2 separate regions of the Homo sapiens genome follow, and region 1 is linked to region 2. The links are chromatin loops, found by intact Hi-C in ENCODE. Cell type or tissue: HCT116. All regions are shown on one strand.

Region 1 (8,000 bases), 280 kb after region 2:
CTGGAGAATCTTAGGAAGAGATGTCCCCTGGCTGCAAGGGGGAGCCTACCTGGGGAGGTTGCAGCATTGTGTAAACTCCTTACCCAAGAACAGCACGTGGACTCAACACTCCCAAAAGTGCTCAGAGTGAAACCCACACCGGGCCGCAGTCTGGGTTATCCTTCCAAACCAGTTTCTTTTCTTTTCTTGAGACAAAGTCTCTCTGCATCACCCAGGCTGGAGTGCAGTGGCACGATCTTGGCTCACTGCAACTTCTGCCTCCCAGGTTCAAGCAATTCTCCTGCCTCAACCTCCGGAGTAGCTGGGATTACAGGCACACACCACCATGCCCAACTAATTTTTGTATTTTTAGTAGAGATGGGGTTTCACCATGTTGGCCAGGCTGATGTCGAACTCCTGACCTTAAGTGATCCACCCATCTCGGCCTCCCAGAGTGCTGGGATTACAGGCGTGAGCCACCGCACCTGGTCTGTTTTTTGTTTTATGAGATGGGGTCTCACTTTGTCACCCAGGCTGGAGTGCAGTGGTGTGCAATGGTATAATCTCAGCTCACTGCAACCTCCACCTCCCAGGCTTGAGTGATCCTCCCACCTCAGCCTCCCGAGTAGTTGGGACCACAGGTACAACACTGAGCCCAGCTAATTTTTTTGGTAGAGATGGGGTTTTGCCATGTTGCCCAGGCTGGTCTCAAACTCCTGAGCTCAAGCGATCCTCCCGCATTGGCCTCCCAAAGTGCTAGGATTACAGGCATGAGCTACTGCACTTGGCCATATTATTATTATTTTGAGACGGGGTCTTGCTTTGTTGCCCAGGCTGGAGGGCCAGTGGCATGATCAAGGCTCACTGTAGCCTCAACCTCCTGGTCTCAAACAATCCCCCTGTCTTCACCTCCCAAGAAGCTGGGTCCTTAGGTTTTGAAGTCATAGCATCTGCCACATCAGCGGTGTTGGGGTCCAGGAGAAGCCCAGTTAGACTGGGCGGTGGGTGGTGCCTGGTGCAGAGTCAGCACTGCTCGGTGATGGACCAGGCAGATGAGTGAATAACTGATGAAAGAATGAGGGCAACAGTCCCTAGTGGGCAGAGCCAGGGCTTTGGCTGGAGCGACAGGGCCAGGGGACCTGATGGTCTTGTGAGCAGGACAGTGACATGAAGATGACTGTAGGTAACTGTGCCTGGCGCTCACTGCTGAGCTCAGGACACAGGCTCTTGTGTCATCCTCCCATCAATCATTCTTTTTTATTTATTTTATTTTTTTGAGATGGAGTCTTGCTCTTGTCTGCCAGGCTGGAGTGCAGCGGTGTGATCTCAGCTTGCTGCAACCCCCACCTCCTGGGGTTCAAGCAATTCTCCTGCCTCAGCCTCCTGGGTAGCTGGGATTGCAGGTGCGCGCTGCTACGGCCGGCTAATTTTTGTATTTTTAGTAGAGACAGGGTTTCGCCATGTTGGCCAGGCTGGTCTCGATCTCCTGACCTCAAGCAACCCACCCGCCTTGGCCTCCCAAAGTGCTAGGATTACAGGTGTGAGCCACTGCGCCCGGCCCCTCCTATCAGTCATTTTGTAGATGAGGAGACTGAGGGTCAGACAGTTTGCTCTGCCCCAGGTCATCCACAGAGGAACGAGTAGCGCCAGGACTGAACGCAGTTCTCTGGCCTGAGCCCAAGCATGTACCCACCACACTCTACTGCCTCCATGGGCGCAGAGTTAGGGTATCCTGGTAGAAGAGTCGGGCGGAACCCACCTGCCCAGAGATCCCTGACCCCGCCCCTCTTTAGGGCACAGCCCAGCGCCTGCAGAGCCTGGGAACGGAGAAGGAGACAGCCCAGAAGGAGTGCGAGGCGTTTCTGTCCACGCGGCCCGTGGGCCCCGCTGCCCTGCAGCTGCCCGTAGCCCTCAACAGCGTGAAGAACAAGTTCAGTGACGTGCAGGTTCTGTGCAGCCTCTACGGGGAGAAGTGAGTGCTCTGGGGACAGGGCAGCCACGCAGGGCAGCAGCGTGTGGCCCAGGGAGTGTCTGAGCCTTGCCTCCTCTGCGGCAGAGCCAAGGCTGCCCTGGATCTGGAGCGGCAGATCCAGGATGCGGACAGGGTCATCCGAGGCTTCGAGGCCACCCTGGTGCAGGAGGCCCCCATCCCTGCTGAACCGGGGGCTCTGCAGGAGAGGGTCAGCGAGCTGCAGGTAAGGGACCAGCCGGGGCCTCCTGGTGTCAGGGGAACCCAGCATTCAGGGGCGGGTGGGTGGACACGGCGTCTCCCCAGCCACGAGGGTGCACGGCTGCGTCCCCTCCTCCTGCAGCGCCAGCGGAGGGAGCTGCTGGAACAGCAGACCTGCGTGCTGCGGCTACACCGCGCGCTGAAGGCCTCGGAGCACGCATGCGCTGCCCTGCAGAACAACTTCCAGGAGTTCTGCCAAGACCTGCCTCGCCAGCAGCGCCAGGTGCGAGCCCTCACCGACCGCTACCACGCCGTAGGGGACCAGCTGGACCTGCGGTGAGCGACTGGGTCCTCGGGGCACAGGGTGTGGGCTGGTGCAGAGCCAGGCATTGCTGTCTACAAGCTGTGTGATCCTGGGCTAGTGACTTCACGTCTCTGAAGCTGTTTCCTCATCTCTAAAATGGGATAACAACAGCACTTACCTCCCAGGGTGGTGCCTGGTAGAGACTGTCCCATCTCTGAATTCCCAGGGTCAGGGAGTGGGGATCTGCACAGCAGGCCACTCGGGCCTCCTGACCTGCCCCCAGGAGGAGGCTCCCATCAGCCTCCCTGTGCACCTGCCCCTGTCCCCACGGGGCAGGTCTTATCTCTGTTCTGGGCCTCGTCCTCCTGCAGGGAGAAGGTGGTGCAGGATGCCGCCCTCACCTACCAGCAGTTCAAGAACTGCAAGGATAACCTGAGCTCCTGGCTGGAGCACCTGCCCCGCAGCCAGGTGCGGCCCAGCGACGGCCCCAGCCAGATCGCCTACAAGCTGCAGGCGCAGAAGGTGAGGCTGGGGCAGGGACAGCTGCCTGTGCCCATGTGGCCCCCTAGTGGCCAAAGCTCAGAAGCGCTCTAAGGGGCTTCAAAGCCCAGGCCACGGAGGCCCTGGGCCCCTTCCCTGGCCTCCAGCTGAAATGCTCCTCTTTGCCCACAGACGGGGCCAGCCCATCTCTGTCTGGCCCGACTGGGGCAGTGGGATTTACAAGCTCAGGCCACAGAGCCCTGAGGGTTCCGGCCACTTTCTCATGCTCATCAAGCCCCTGCCATGTACCAGGCAATGTGTTCACTGGGGTACAACCCTGCACCCTGGCAGCTCCCAGCCTGGTGGGGGAGGTCTGTGATGCCGACAAGCATTGGTGGGAGAAGCTGGAGTGCTGTGGGTGCCCCCAGGCTGGACACACTTGCGGGTCAGGATCGGTAGTGTGGGAGGAAGCAAGTGTAGCCGGGGGAGGGATGAAATGTCCCATGCAGAAGGCATGGCAGTCAGGGGAAAGGAGGGGGACTCAGGGGCGAGGGCGACCAGATGGGCAGACCACACAGGCCCTTCCGGCACAGGACCCAGGCTGCACTCTCTCCTGCAGCCCCCAGAAGCTGCTGGGGAGGGGATGCTTCCAGGCCAGTGTTTAGAAGCTGGCTCTGGCTGCCATGTAGAGAATGACTAAGAGGGTGGGAATGAAGACACGGAGGCCCACGAGGAGCCAGGGTGGAAATCCAGCGGAGAGAGAGTGGTGGCCTGGCCGGGGAAGGGACCATGGCACAGGGCGAGGTGGGCAGATCTGAGATGGAGATGGCAGAATTAGGTGGACTTGGTGACTGCTTGAAGGGGACAGTGAGTGAGATGGACGGGGCCCGGTGATGCCCAGGGTTCTGTTGGGGACAACTGGGAAGAGGGGGCACCTCCACTTGAGGCGGGAACACAGGAAACAGAGCATATTTGGGGAGAGGAATGGGGCCGGCTGGGTCATGCTGAAATGAGGTGGCCAGGACAGCCGAGGGCAGCGGGGAGGTGGACGTAGGCATATGGGAGGGAACTGGGGCTGGGGGTTCCCCTAGGAGCTCGTGAGAGCAAAGATGGGTCTGGGACTGCCGGAAAATGAGAATATCTGGGGAGAGAGTAGGGAGGTGACATTGGGAAGGGGGCCTGGGACAGAGATTCTCAGCCCTGGCTGCAAACTAGAATCTCCCAGAGAGCTTTTAAAACATCCCCAGGCCAGGACCCCTCCCCAGACCAAATAAGTTGGATTATTGTGGTCAGAGCATCAGTATATTAAGTTCCCAGGTGAATAAAAGTGGGCATCCCGTATTGAGAACTTTCCAATTGGAGCCATGGTTCTGGATGAGCTGTAGCAGCATCACCTGGGGACTTATCAGAAATATGAATTCTCAGGCCGGGCGCGGTGGCTCACGCCTGTAATCCCAGCACTTTGGGAGGCCAAGGCGGGCGGATCACAAGGTCAGGAGATCGAGACCATCCTGGCTAACACGGTGAAACCCCATCTCTACTAAAAATACAAAAAATTAGCCGGGCACGGTGCTGGGCACCTGTAGTCCCGGCTACTCGAGAGGCTGAGGCAGGAGAATGGTGTGAATCCAGGAGGCGGAGCTTGCAGTGAGTCCGGATAGCGCCACTGCACTCCAGCCTGGGCGACAGAGCAAGACTCCGTCTCAAAAAAAAAAAAAAAAAAAAGAAAAGAAAGAAATATGAATTCTCAGGGCCACCCGGACCTGCTGGATCTGATGTGCAGGTGGGCCCTGCATGCCTGCCTGCCTCCCACAGGCCCCAGGTGATGCTCGCAGATACTACTGTGCTAGAACGGAACTCTGAGGGGCACAAGGCCAAAGAAAGGTGGCTCATGCCTGTAATCCCAGCACTTTGGGAGGCCGAGGCTGGCGGATCACCTGAGGTCAGGAGTTCGAGACCAGCCTTGCCAACATGGCGAAACCCCATCTCTACTAAAAATATAAAAATTAGCCTGGCATGGTGGCAGGCACCTGTCATTCCAGCTACTCAGGAAGCTGAGGCATGAAAATCGCTTGAACCCAGGAGGCTGCTGTGAGCCGAGATCACGCACTCCAACCTGGGTGACAGAGTGAGACTTGGTCTCAAAAAAAAAAAAAAGGAAAGAAAGGGATTCTGCCAAGGTGCCTCGGAGAGGAAGGAGGAAAAGCAGAGAGAATGATGTCAGGGAAAGGAGGGAGTTTGGCCCAGGTCTCCCTCCCTGCCCTTTCTTGTCCCTGGGAGGCAGCTCTGCCTGACTGTGGCCCTGGAGGCACTGGCTAGAGGAGAGTCAGGGTGATTGGCATTTCCTGGCCTCCTGACTCTGGGTTCTTCCCTGGCAGAGGCTGACGCAGGAGATCCAGAGCCGAGAGCGGGACAGGGCCACAGCATCCCACCTCTCCCAGGCCCTGCAGGCAGCGCTCCAGGTAAGCAGCTTGCCTTCAGCTTGCCCCTCTCCATGCATCACCCTTGTCCCTCTTCCAGCCCTATCCCCCACACCCAGCCTCCCCCACTGGTTGCCAGCCTGCTGTCCTTTCCTCCCTGCTCAGGACTATGAGCTCCAGGCAGACACCTACCGCTGCTCTTTGGAGCCCACCCTGGCAGTGTCAGCCCCCAAGAGACCCCGAGTGGCTCCCCTGCAAGAGAGCATCCAAGCCCAGGTGAGATGGGACCTTGCGGGGCTCAGTGGACCTTGACACCAGCTCTGTAGGGTCCAAGGCAGGAGCTGACTCTGCCCTTCCCCTCTCCCTCTGCCTTCTCCAGGAGAAGAACCTTGCAAAGGCCTATACTGAGGTTGCAGCAGCACAGCAGCAGCTGCTCCAGCAGCTGGAGTTTGCTAGAAAAATGCTGGAGAAGGTACACAGACAACACCTACAGCTTTCCCACAATAGCCAGGAATAACCAGGAATGCCCACTCCATTCCCAAAATGCCAGGCTGTCACCCTGGTAGTCTCCTTCCCTCCTCTCCCTCCTGCCTGCAGCCCCTGGGCAGCTCTGGCTGCTGGAGAGGGGAGCGGATTCCAGCCACCCAGTTTTCTCTCCAGCAGCTCTTACAGGCTGGTGTCCATCCCAGGGTTAGGCCCTGGAGATGGCATTCATGGCCACTGGGCATCCTCCAATGGGACAAGACCTCTAACCCCAGAGAGCAGAGAAAATCCCCTAGAGCTTCACCCTCAGCCACCTGGCTCTCCACCTTCGGCCTACACACCCTCAAGCCAGAACTTCTCCAGGACTCCTGGTGACTTGCCAGCTTTTCTGTTACCCTCGGCCACAGTCAGGGTCCCTGGATGGAAGGGGAAAAGGGAGAGGTTCTGGAGGGACAGGGAGAACCTGTCCTGTTTGCACTTTTTTTTTGTTTTTTGTTTTTTTTGAGACGGAGTCTCGCTCTATCACCAAGGCTGGAGTGCAGTGGCACAATCTCAGCTCACTGCAACCTCCGCCTCCCTGGTTCAAGCGATTCTCCTGCCTCGGCCTCCTGAGTAACTGGGATTACAGGCATGCGTCACCACGCCCAGCTAATTTTTTGGATTTTTAGTAGAGATGGGGTTTCACTATGTTGATCAGGCTGGTCTCGAACTCCTGACCTCAGGTGATCCGCCCACCTTGGCCTCCCAAAGTGTTGGGATTAAAGGCATCAGCCATTGCACCTGGCCCTTACTTGCACTTTCTAATGCAAACCAGGCCTGCGCACTGCCTTGGGTCCTAAAATCATTGCATTGACTGGGTCTTCTCAAAATCCTATATCCAAGCATCTTAGGTCTTCAGCTCCACCTCTGAGGACCCACTGGGGAGTCTCAGGAAACAGGGAGGGGTCTTTCATCTCAGGAAAAACATGGAGCTCCTATCTCTACCGCCCACCCCGTGCTCTACCCTTCTTCCTCTCTGCAGAAGGAGCTCAGTGAGGACATCCGAAGGACCCATGATGCAAAGCAGGGCTCCGAGAGCCCTGCCCAAGCAGGGAGAGAGTCAGAGGCCCTGAAGGCCCAGCTGGAAGAGGAGAGGAAGCGGGTGGCCCGGGTGCAGCATGAGCTGGAGGCGCAGAGGAGCCAACTGCTGCAGCTGAGGACCCAGCGGCCCTTGGAGAGGCTGGAGGAGAAGGAAGTGGTAGAGTTCTACCGGGACCCCCAGCTGGAGGGCAGCCTGTCCAGGGTGAAGGCCCAGGTGGAGGAGGAGGGCAAGCGGCGGGCTGGCCTGCAGGCAGACCTGGAAGTGGCAGCCCAGAAGGTCGTGCAGCTGGAAAGCAAGAGGAAGACCATGCAGCCTCATCTGCTGACCAAGGAGGTCACCCAGGTGGAGAGGGACCCCGGCCTGGACAGCCAGGCGGCCCAGCTCAGGATCCAGATCCAGCAGCTCCGCGGGGAGGATGCCGTCATCTCGGCCCGGCTGGAAGGGCTGAAGAAGGAGCTACTGGCCCTTGAGAAGAGGGAGGTGGACGTGAAGGAGAAGGTCGTGGTGAAAGAGGTAGTCAAGGTGGAGAAGAATCTGGAAATGGTCAAGGCAGCCCAGGCTCTGAGGCTGCAGATGGAGGAGGATGCTGCGCGGAGGAAGCAGGCGGAGGAGGCTGTGGCCAAGCTACAGGCTCGCATCGAAGACCTGGAGCGGGCTATCAGCTCGGTGGAGCCCAAGGTCATCGTGAAGGAGGTGAAGAAGGTGGAGCAGGACCCAGGGCTCCTCCAGGAGTCCTCCAGGCTGAGGAGCCTCCTCGAGGAGGAGAGGACCAAGAACGCGACGCTGGCCAGGGAGCTGAGCGACCTGCACAGCAAGTACAGCGTGGTGGAGAAGCAGAGGCCCAAAGTGCAGCTCCAGGAGCGCGTCCACGAGATCTTCCAGGTGGATCCGGAGACAGAGCAGGAGATCACTCGGCTCAAGGCCAAGCTGCAGGAGATGGCGGGCAAGAGGAGCGGTGTGGAGAAGGAGGTGGAGAAGCTGCTGCCCGACCTGGAGGTCCTGCGGGCCCAGAAGCCCACGGTGGAGTACAAGGAGGTGACCCAGGAGGTGGTGAGGCATGAGAGGAGCCCCGAGGTGCTGCGT
Region 2 (8,000 bases):
ACCTTGAAGTCCTAGACAAATGGACATGACAGCTACAGAGGTGGGGGTGGGGTGGGGGGGAAACGGGGTCCTAGAAAGGTCGGTACAGTTTTCATTAAGGGCATCAGATGAGACTCCTGTCATTTCTGAGGATGACAGGAATTATAAATAATGAGTGCCGGCCGGCGCGGTGGCTCACAGCTGGAATCCCAGCACTTTGGGAGGCTGAGGTGGGGGATCACCTGAGGTCAGGAGTTGGAGACCAGCCTGGCCAACATGGTGAAACGCCATCTCTACTAAAAATACAAAAATTAGCCGGGTGTGGTGGCACATGCCTGTAATCCCAAGCACTTGGGAGGCTGAGGCAGGAAAATCATTTGAACCCGGGAAACGAAGTTGCAGTGAGCTAAGATCGTGCCACTGCACTCCAGCCTAGCTGACAGAGTGAGACTCTGTCTCACACACACACACACACACACACACACACACACACACACACACACAAAATTAGCCAGGTGTGGTGGCAGGAGCCTGTAATCCCAGCTACTTGGGAGGCTGAAGCAGGAGAATCTATAGAACCTGGGAGGCAGAGGTTGCAGTGAGCCGAGATTGCACCACTGCAGTCCAACCTGGGTGACAGAGTGAGACCCTGTCTCAAAAAAAAAAAAAAAAATTATAAAACACCACCAACTCTAAGATACATCCTGATTTCAGAGATGTTAAAATGTATGTGTGGGTGTCGGGGCAGGATGTCCATCTTAGAATCAGTGAATGTATTTTGAGTCCCAAATGGACTTCTTCATTTTTTTTGAGACAGAGTCTCTGTCGTCACCCAGGCTGGAGTGCAGTGGTGTGATCTCGGCTCACTGCAACCTTCCCCTCTGGGGCTCAAGCAATCCTCCTGCCTCAGCCTCCCCGGTAGTTGGGACCACAGGTGCGTACCACCATACCTAGCTAATTTTTGTATTTTTAGTAGAGACAAGGTGTTGTCATGTTGCCCAGGCTGGTCTCAAACTCCAGAGCTCAAGTGATCCACCCGCCTCGGCCTCCCAAAGGGCTGGGATTACAGGCATGAGCTACCGCCCTGGCCTATCATATATTTTGTTCAAGATTTTGGCTCATTTGTTGTAATGTTAGGGCATGTTAAAGAAAAAATATTTTTGAGACAGTCTTGCTCTGCTGCCCAGGCTGGAGTGCAGTGGTACCATAAGGGCTTACTGCAACCTCGACCTCCTGGACTCAAGTGATCCTCTCACCTCAGCCTCCTGAGTACCTGGGACTACAGGTGCATGCCACCACACCTGACTAATATTTTGCATTTTTGAGACAGAGTCTTGCTCTGTTGCCCAGGCTGGAGTGCAGTGGCATGATCTTGGCTCACTGCAACCTCCACCTCCCGAGCTCAAGTGATTCTCCTGCCTCAGCCTCCCGAGTAGCTGGGATTACAGGTGCCCACCACCACGCCCGGCTAATTTTTTTGTATTTTTAGTAAAGATGGGGTTTCACCGTGTTGGCCAGGCTGGTCTTAAACTCCTGACCTCGGGTGATCTGCCTGCCTTGGCCTCCCAAAGTGCTGGGATTACAGGCGTGAGCCACCATGCCTGGTCATATTTTGTATTTTGTAGAAAGGTTTTTGCCATGTTGCCCAGGCTGGTCTCAAACTCCTGGCCTCGAGCAGTCTGCCAGCCTTGGCCTCCCATAGTGCTGGGATTGAGCCACTGCACCCAGTCTCAATCCTGGCCCTCTACTCATGATGCAGGCACACCGCACAATTTCCATAAAGTCACCACTGTCTGCCAAAACCCATAATGGAGGTTAACACCCAGTTTCAAAATCTTTATTTTACGTTTATGCTAAAGGACTCTACCAACCATGCAGGCAGGTCAAATTGGTCTCAGGTCATATTTGTCTCAGGTGTGTTGTATGTGCTTACCTGGGGCTAGTGGCACTCCCCCACTGCTTTCATCCTGGTCTGTGCGAGGGCTGAAGTGGCCATTACCAGAGCTTGTTCTCTTGCTTCTCAACAATCTTTTAATATTTATATTTATCTTTATTTGCTTTTGGAGTTGTTCATAATTATGAGCAGTAATCAAACGCACATGCTTTCTTACCTCTGGAGAAGTAAAAATGTTTAAAGGTGTCTATGCTTATGTGTAAGTCTCATGGTGTCTGCCGCCATCACCCTGAGAAGATGTACTGCTCGGTAAAAACAGTACGATAGTGGCATGTGCAAAAAAGATTTGGCTTGGCCAGGTGCGGTGGCTCACGCCTGTAATTCCAGCACTTTGGGAGGCCGAGGCAGGCAGATCACAAGGTCAAGAGATCGAGACCATCCTGACCAACATGGTGAAACCCCGTCTCTACTAAAAATACAAAAAGTTAGCTGGGCGTGGTGGTGTGTGCCTGTAGTCCCAGCTATTCGGGAGGCTGAGGCAGGAGACTCGCTTGAAACCACCGGAAGGCGGAGGTTGCAGTGAGCCGAGATCGCATCACTGCACTCCAGCCTGGGCAACAAGAGCGAAACTCCGTCTCAAAAAAAAAAAAGGTTTGGCTTTAAAAAAGTGAAAGTGGAGGCCACTTTTTTCTAGTCCATTCCTTTTGTGTTCAGGGTCCTCTTGCAATATCGTTTAGTTTTGTTTTTTGAGACAGTCTTGCTTTGTCGCCCATGCTGGAGTGCAGTGGCGCAATCTTGGCTCACTGCAACGTTCACCTCCTGGGTTCAAATGATTCTCCTGCCTCAGTCTCCCGAGTAGCTGAGATTACAGGCGCCCACCATCACGCCCAGCTAATTTTTGTATTTTTACTAGGGACAGGGTTTCACCATGTTGTCCAGGCTGGGCTCGAACTTCTGACCTCAGGTGATCCGCCCGCCTCGGCTTCCCAAAGTGCTAGGATTACAGGCTGGAGCCACCGCGCCCGGCCCCTCTTGCAACATCTTTCTGATGCCGCTTTCCTCTGAGAATGAGCCCTGAAATCAGAAAATGGTCCTGGAGATCCCAGGTTGTCTTTTGTACCCAGATATTTGGCGCTCCCCAAGATGGCCACTTGGTGGCGCCAAAAGCTTTACTCTTCACCCTGCTTCCGTCTACATTTTCAAATGGCCCTCAAAGTTGGCTTGCTTGTTTTGATAACCCACTAGCCCAAAGCCAGCGGGAGGGATGTCAAGACCAAAAGGGAAGTTAAGCCTCATCTTTGAGGGCCATTTGAACATATTCAGCTTGATTTTATTCAGGTGAAGGTAGGTTGGCGATCGGAAAACAATTTGGTCATCTGTACACTGTCTCAAGACAGACAGATGCATGCCTGTGTGCAAAAGTTGCCATCAGCAGAGGGCCCCCTACAGAAGTTTTATTTCCAGGGTCTGTCACCATGGCCCACTAATAAGGAAAGATCCCTGCATTTCAGGACAGACTGTAAAGAAAGTTTGAAAAGCTACAAAAGCAAATAAAAACTACACTCAGGGCCGGGCGCTGTGGCTCACACCTATAATTCCAGCACTTTGGGAAGCCGAGGCAGACGGATCACTTGAGGTCGGGAATTTGAGACCAGCCTGACCAATATGGTGAAGCCCCATCTCTACTAAAAATATAAAAATTAGCCGGGCGTGGTGGCATGCGCCTGTAATCCCAGCTACTCGGGAGGCCGAGGCAGGAGAATCGCTTGAACCCGGGAGGCAGAGGTTGCAGTGAGCCGAGATCGCGCCACTGAACTCCAGCCTGGGCGACAGAGCGAGACTCTGTCTTAAAAAAAAGACAAAGAGGTCAGACATGGTTGCTCACGCCTTTAATTCCAGTACTTAAAGTCAAGGCGGGAGAAGTGCTTGAGGCCAGGAGTTTGAGACCAGCCTAGGCAACATATTAAGACCCCGTCTCTACAAAAAGTTTTTAAAAGGTCACGTGGCCGGGGGCAGTGGCTCATGCCTGTAATCCCAGCACTTTGGGAGGCTGAGGCGGGCGGATCACCAGGTCAGGAGATCAAGACCATCCTGGCTAACACGGTGAAACCCCGTCTCTACTAAAAATACAAAAAAATTATCCGGGCGTGGTGGTGGGCGCCTGTAGTCCCAGCTACTCGGGAGGCTGAGGCAGGAGAATGGCGCCGGGAGGTGGAGCTTGCAGTGAGCCGACATTGCACCACTGCACTCCAGCCTGGGTGACAGAGTGAGACTCCGTCTCAAAAAAAAAAAAAAAAAAAATTAGCCAGAAAGCCAGGCAGCGTGGCTCATGCCTGTAATCCCAGCACTTTGGGAGGCTGAGGTGGATGGATCACCTGAAGTCAGGAGTTCAAGACCAGCCTGGCCTACATGGTGAAACCCCATCTTTACTGAAAAATTCAAAAAATTAGCCGGGCATGGTGGTGCGTGCCTGTGATCCCATCTACTCAGGAGGCTGAGGCACTGGAAACTTGGAGGCGGAGGTTTCAGTGAGCTGAGATTGTGCCACTGCACTCCAGCCTGGGTGACACAGCAAGACTCTGTCTCAAAAAAAAAAAAAAAAAAAAAAAAAACAGATTCCTAAGTAGTCCTAGCTACTTGGGAGGCTGAAGGGGGAAGATTGCTTGAGCCCAGGAGTTAAAGGTTGCAGTGAGCTGTGATCATGCCACTGCACTCCAGACTGAGTGACAGAGTGAGACCCTGTCTCTAAAGTGTGTGCTTGTGTGTGTGTAGCCATAATAACTGTTTTAATATCCATCTCTGCTAATTCTAACACATATGCCAGTGTTGAGTTGGTCTCAGTTGGTTGAGTTATCTCCTCATTATGGGTCATGTCTTCCTGCCTCTTTGTATGCCTGGCAATCTTTGATCAGGTGCCAGCCATTGTGACTTTTCCTGCATTGGATGGTACATATTTTTGTATTTTTTTTTTCTTTTGAGATGGAGTCTTGCTGTGTCGCCCAGGCCGGAGTGCAGTGGCACAATCTCTGCTCACTGCAATCTCCGCCTCCTGGGTTCAAGCGATTCTCCTGCCTCAGCCTCCTGAGTAGCTGGGATTACAGGTGTGTGCCACCATGCCTGGCTAATTTTTGTATTTTTAGTAGAGACGGGGTTTCACCATGTTGGCCAGGCTGGTTCCGAACTCCTGCACTCAGGTGATCCTCCCGCGTTGGCCTCCCAAAGTGTTGGGATTACCGGTGTGGGACACCACACCCGGCCATATTTTTGTATTCTTATACATTTTATTGAGCCTGTTTCCCCCAGGACACAGCTACTTAAAAACAGTTTGATTGCTTCAGGCCTTGCTTTTATGATTTTATGATTTGTTAGGTGGGTCCATAGGTGTGTTCAGTCTAGGGCTGATTATTCTCCATTTCTGAGGCAACACTTTTCTGAGTACACTCTGCTCTGTGCTACTTGAATGATGAGTTTTTCCAAACTGGTTGATAAGAACAGGCACCATTTCCAGCCCCATGGCAGGCAGGGCACTGCTTCTTCAAGCCCTGCAGGTGGTTCTTTCCCCAATCTTGGGACGTCTCCCCACATGCATGTACTCATCAAATGCGTGCTCATCACTCGGAGGGGATCCTCCACAGACCTCTGGAGTGGGAGTGGGCTTTCTGTCATCTCCCTTCTTTCTGGTTATTTTTTTTTTTTTTTTTTTTTGAGACAGAGCCATGCTCTGTTGCCCAGGCCGGAGTGCAGTGGTGTGATCTCAGCTCACTGCAACCTCCGCCTCCTGGGTTCAAGTGATTCTCCTGCCTCAGCCTCCCAAGTAGCTGCGACTACAAGCATGTGCCACTGTGCCTGGCTAACTTTTGTATTTTTAGTAGAGATGGGGTTTCGCCTTGTTGGCCAGGCTGGTCTCAAACTGCTAACCTCGGGTAATCCACCCACTGAAAGTTCTGGGATTACAGGCATGAGCCACCACGCCTGGATAACTCCCTTCTTTCTGATACTCTATCCTGTGACCTTCAGTTGCCTGAATCTCCCTGAATGCTCACTTCTGTCTCCTCAACTCAGAGAGTCTGCCAGACTCCACCTCAATTCCCCCTCCCTGCACTGCAGTCTGGAAACTCCAGCAAGGCAGCAAGCCAGGGTGATACAGGCTTCCCAGTTTTCCTTTCTCCACCGCTTGGGGATTATTGTCCTTCATAACTTGATATCCAGTATGTAGGAAACCACCGTTTCATAGCTGTTGTTGGGTTTGTTTGTTTTTTTGAGATAGAGTCTCACTCTGTCTCCCAGGCTGGAGTGCAATGGTGCTATCTCGGCTCACTGCAACCTCCGACTTCTGGGTTCAAGCAATTCTCCTGCCTCAGCCTCCTAAGTAGCTGGGATTACAGGCATGTGCCACCACACCCAGCTAGTTTTTGTATTTTTAGTAGAGACGGGGTTTCACCATGTTGGTCAGGCTGGTCTTGAACTCCTGACCTCATGATCCACCCACATCGGACTCCCAAAGTGCTGGGATTACAGGCGTGAGCCACTGCGCCCAGCCTCAGTTTTGTTTTTTCTTGTCACAGACAGGAGGGTAAATCCAGCCCCTGTTAACTTCATCTTGGCTGGAAATGGCAGTGGTTCATTCTTCTTTTTCATGGATTCATAGCATCTACTGTATTGGTGACCAGAAATATCTCAGTCCCTTATTGATGATCTATTTTATCAAGATGCTGCAGACCCCATCATTGTATGTATAGCTTGGCATCCTTTGGTGAGGATTCATAGAGAAAATTCCTGTCTATGGAGTTTCTGGGTCCATGGGTTTGCATGTTTACATTTTATTTATTTATTTCTTTTTGAGATGGTGTCTCGCTCTGTTGCACAGGCTGGAGTGCAGTGGCGTGATCTCGGCTCACTGCATCCTCTGCCTTTTGGGTTCAAGTGATTCTCCTGAGTAGCTGGGATTACAGGTGTGCAGTACCACACCTGGCTAATATTTTATATTTTTAGTAGAGACCAGGTTTCACCATGTTGGCCAAGCTGGTCTTGAACTCCTGACCTCAAATGATCCACCTGCCTTGGTCTCCCAAAATGCTGGGATGACAGGCGTGAGCCACTGTGCCCAGCCTATACATTTTAAATATATGGTTTACATGCATTCCAGTATACACTTTTATCAGCAGCAATGGGTCAACAATGGAGCAAACTTTATATTTTATTTTATTTTATTTATTTATTTTTTGAGATGGAGTCTTGCTCTGTCACCCAGGCTGAAGTGCAGTGGTGCGATCTCAGCTCACTGTAACCTCTGCCTCCTGGGTTCAGGCGATTCTCATGACTTGTCCTCCCAAGTAGCTGGGACGACAGGCACGTGCCACCACACCCAGCTAATTTTATTTATTTATTTATTTATTTATTTATTTATTTGTTTTTAGTAGAGACGGGGTTTCATCATGTTGGCCAGGATGGTCTCAATCTCTTGACCTTGTGATCTGCCCACCTCGGCCTCCCAAAGTGCTGGGATTACAGGCATGAGCCACCGTGCCAGACCCAGACTTTATATTTTAAACTTAATAAATTACTTATGTCCTTTATTTAAAGGCTAAGCAAAAGTCCAGAGAGATCACTTGTATTTTGCAGTTTTCCCCATCTTTTATGAAGAAAAATTACACTTTTTTTTTTTTTTTTGAGAAGGAGTCTCACTCTGTCACCCAGGCTGGAGTGCAATGGTGCAATCTCGGCTCACTGCAACCTCCACCTCCCGGGTTCAAGCGATTCTCCTGCCTCAGTCTCCTGAGTAGCTGGGATTACAGGCATGCACTATCACACCCAGCTAATTTTTGTATTTTCAGTAGAGATGGGGTTTTGCCATGTTGGCCAGGCAGGTCTCAAAGTCCTGACCTCAAATGATCCACCCGCCTTGGCCTCCCAAAGTGCTGGGACTATAAGCATAAGCCACCGCACCTGGCCACAAAAATTACATATTTTTGTACATGCCATTTTCAAATATGCAGAGTCTCAAAAATATGGAGACCTAGCCTCCCAGAACGTCAGTGTGTTTCTTTTCCTTTTCTTTTTTTTGAGATGGAGTTTCACTCTTGTCACCCAGGCTGGAGCACAATGGCACAATCTCACGGCAACCTCC

The links. Hi-C counts contacts between places; a loop is a spot of excess contacts. Peaks named below come from ENCODE experiments on the same cell type or tissue, not always from the same donor. Only the 100,000 strongest peaks of a DNase experiment are listed, where the experiment ranks them.
Region 1: a loop joins it to region 2, with 17 times the contacts of the local background. A loop is called at or near these places in 53 of 110 quality-filtered maps.

The regions. Positions count from the first base shown.
Region 1 is chr17:76,009,401-76,017,400 of GRCh38, reverse strand. EVPL (envoplakin) reads left to right here. Exons shown (of 22, transcript NM_001988.4): 15 at 1,773-1,951; 16 at 2,036-2,174; 17 at 2,292-2,485; 18 at 2,825-2,975; 19 at 5,312-5,395; 20 at 5,519-5,629; 21 at 5,733-5,825; 22 at 6,858-8,000. Among named protein-coding and RNA genes, the nearest start is that of CDK3, 13 kb to the right of the region's middle. In HCT116, CTCF peaks have their summits at 2,818 and 3,018 (motif pointing left); a DNase peak (open chromatin) is centred at 3,050; H3K27ac peaks cover 662 bases.
Region 2 is chr17:76,294,356-76,302,355 of GRCh38, reverse strand. All of the region lies in intron 3 of QRICH2 (glutamine rich 2), which reads left to right. Among named protein-coding and RNA genes, the nearest start is that of QRICH2, 9.9 kb to the left of the region's middle. In HCT116, a CTCF peak has its summit at 3,086; no DNase peak of the experiment used is centred here.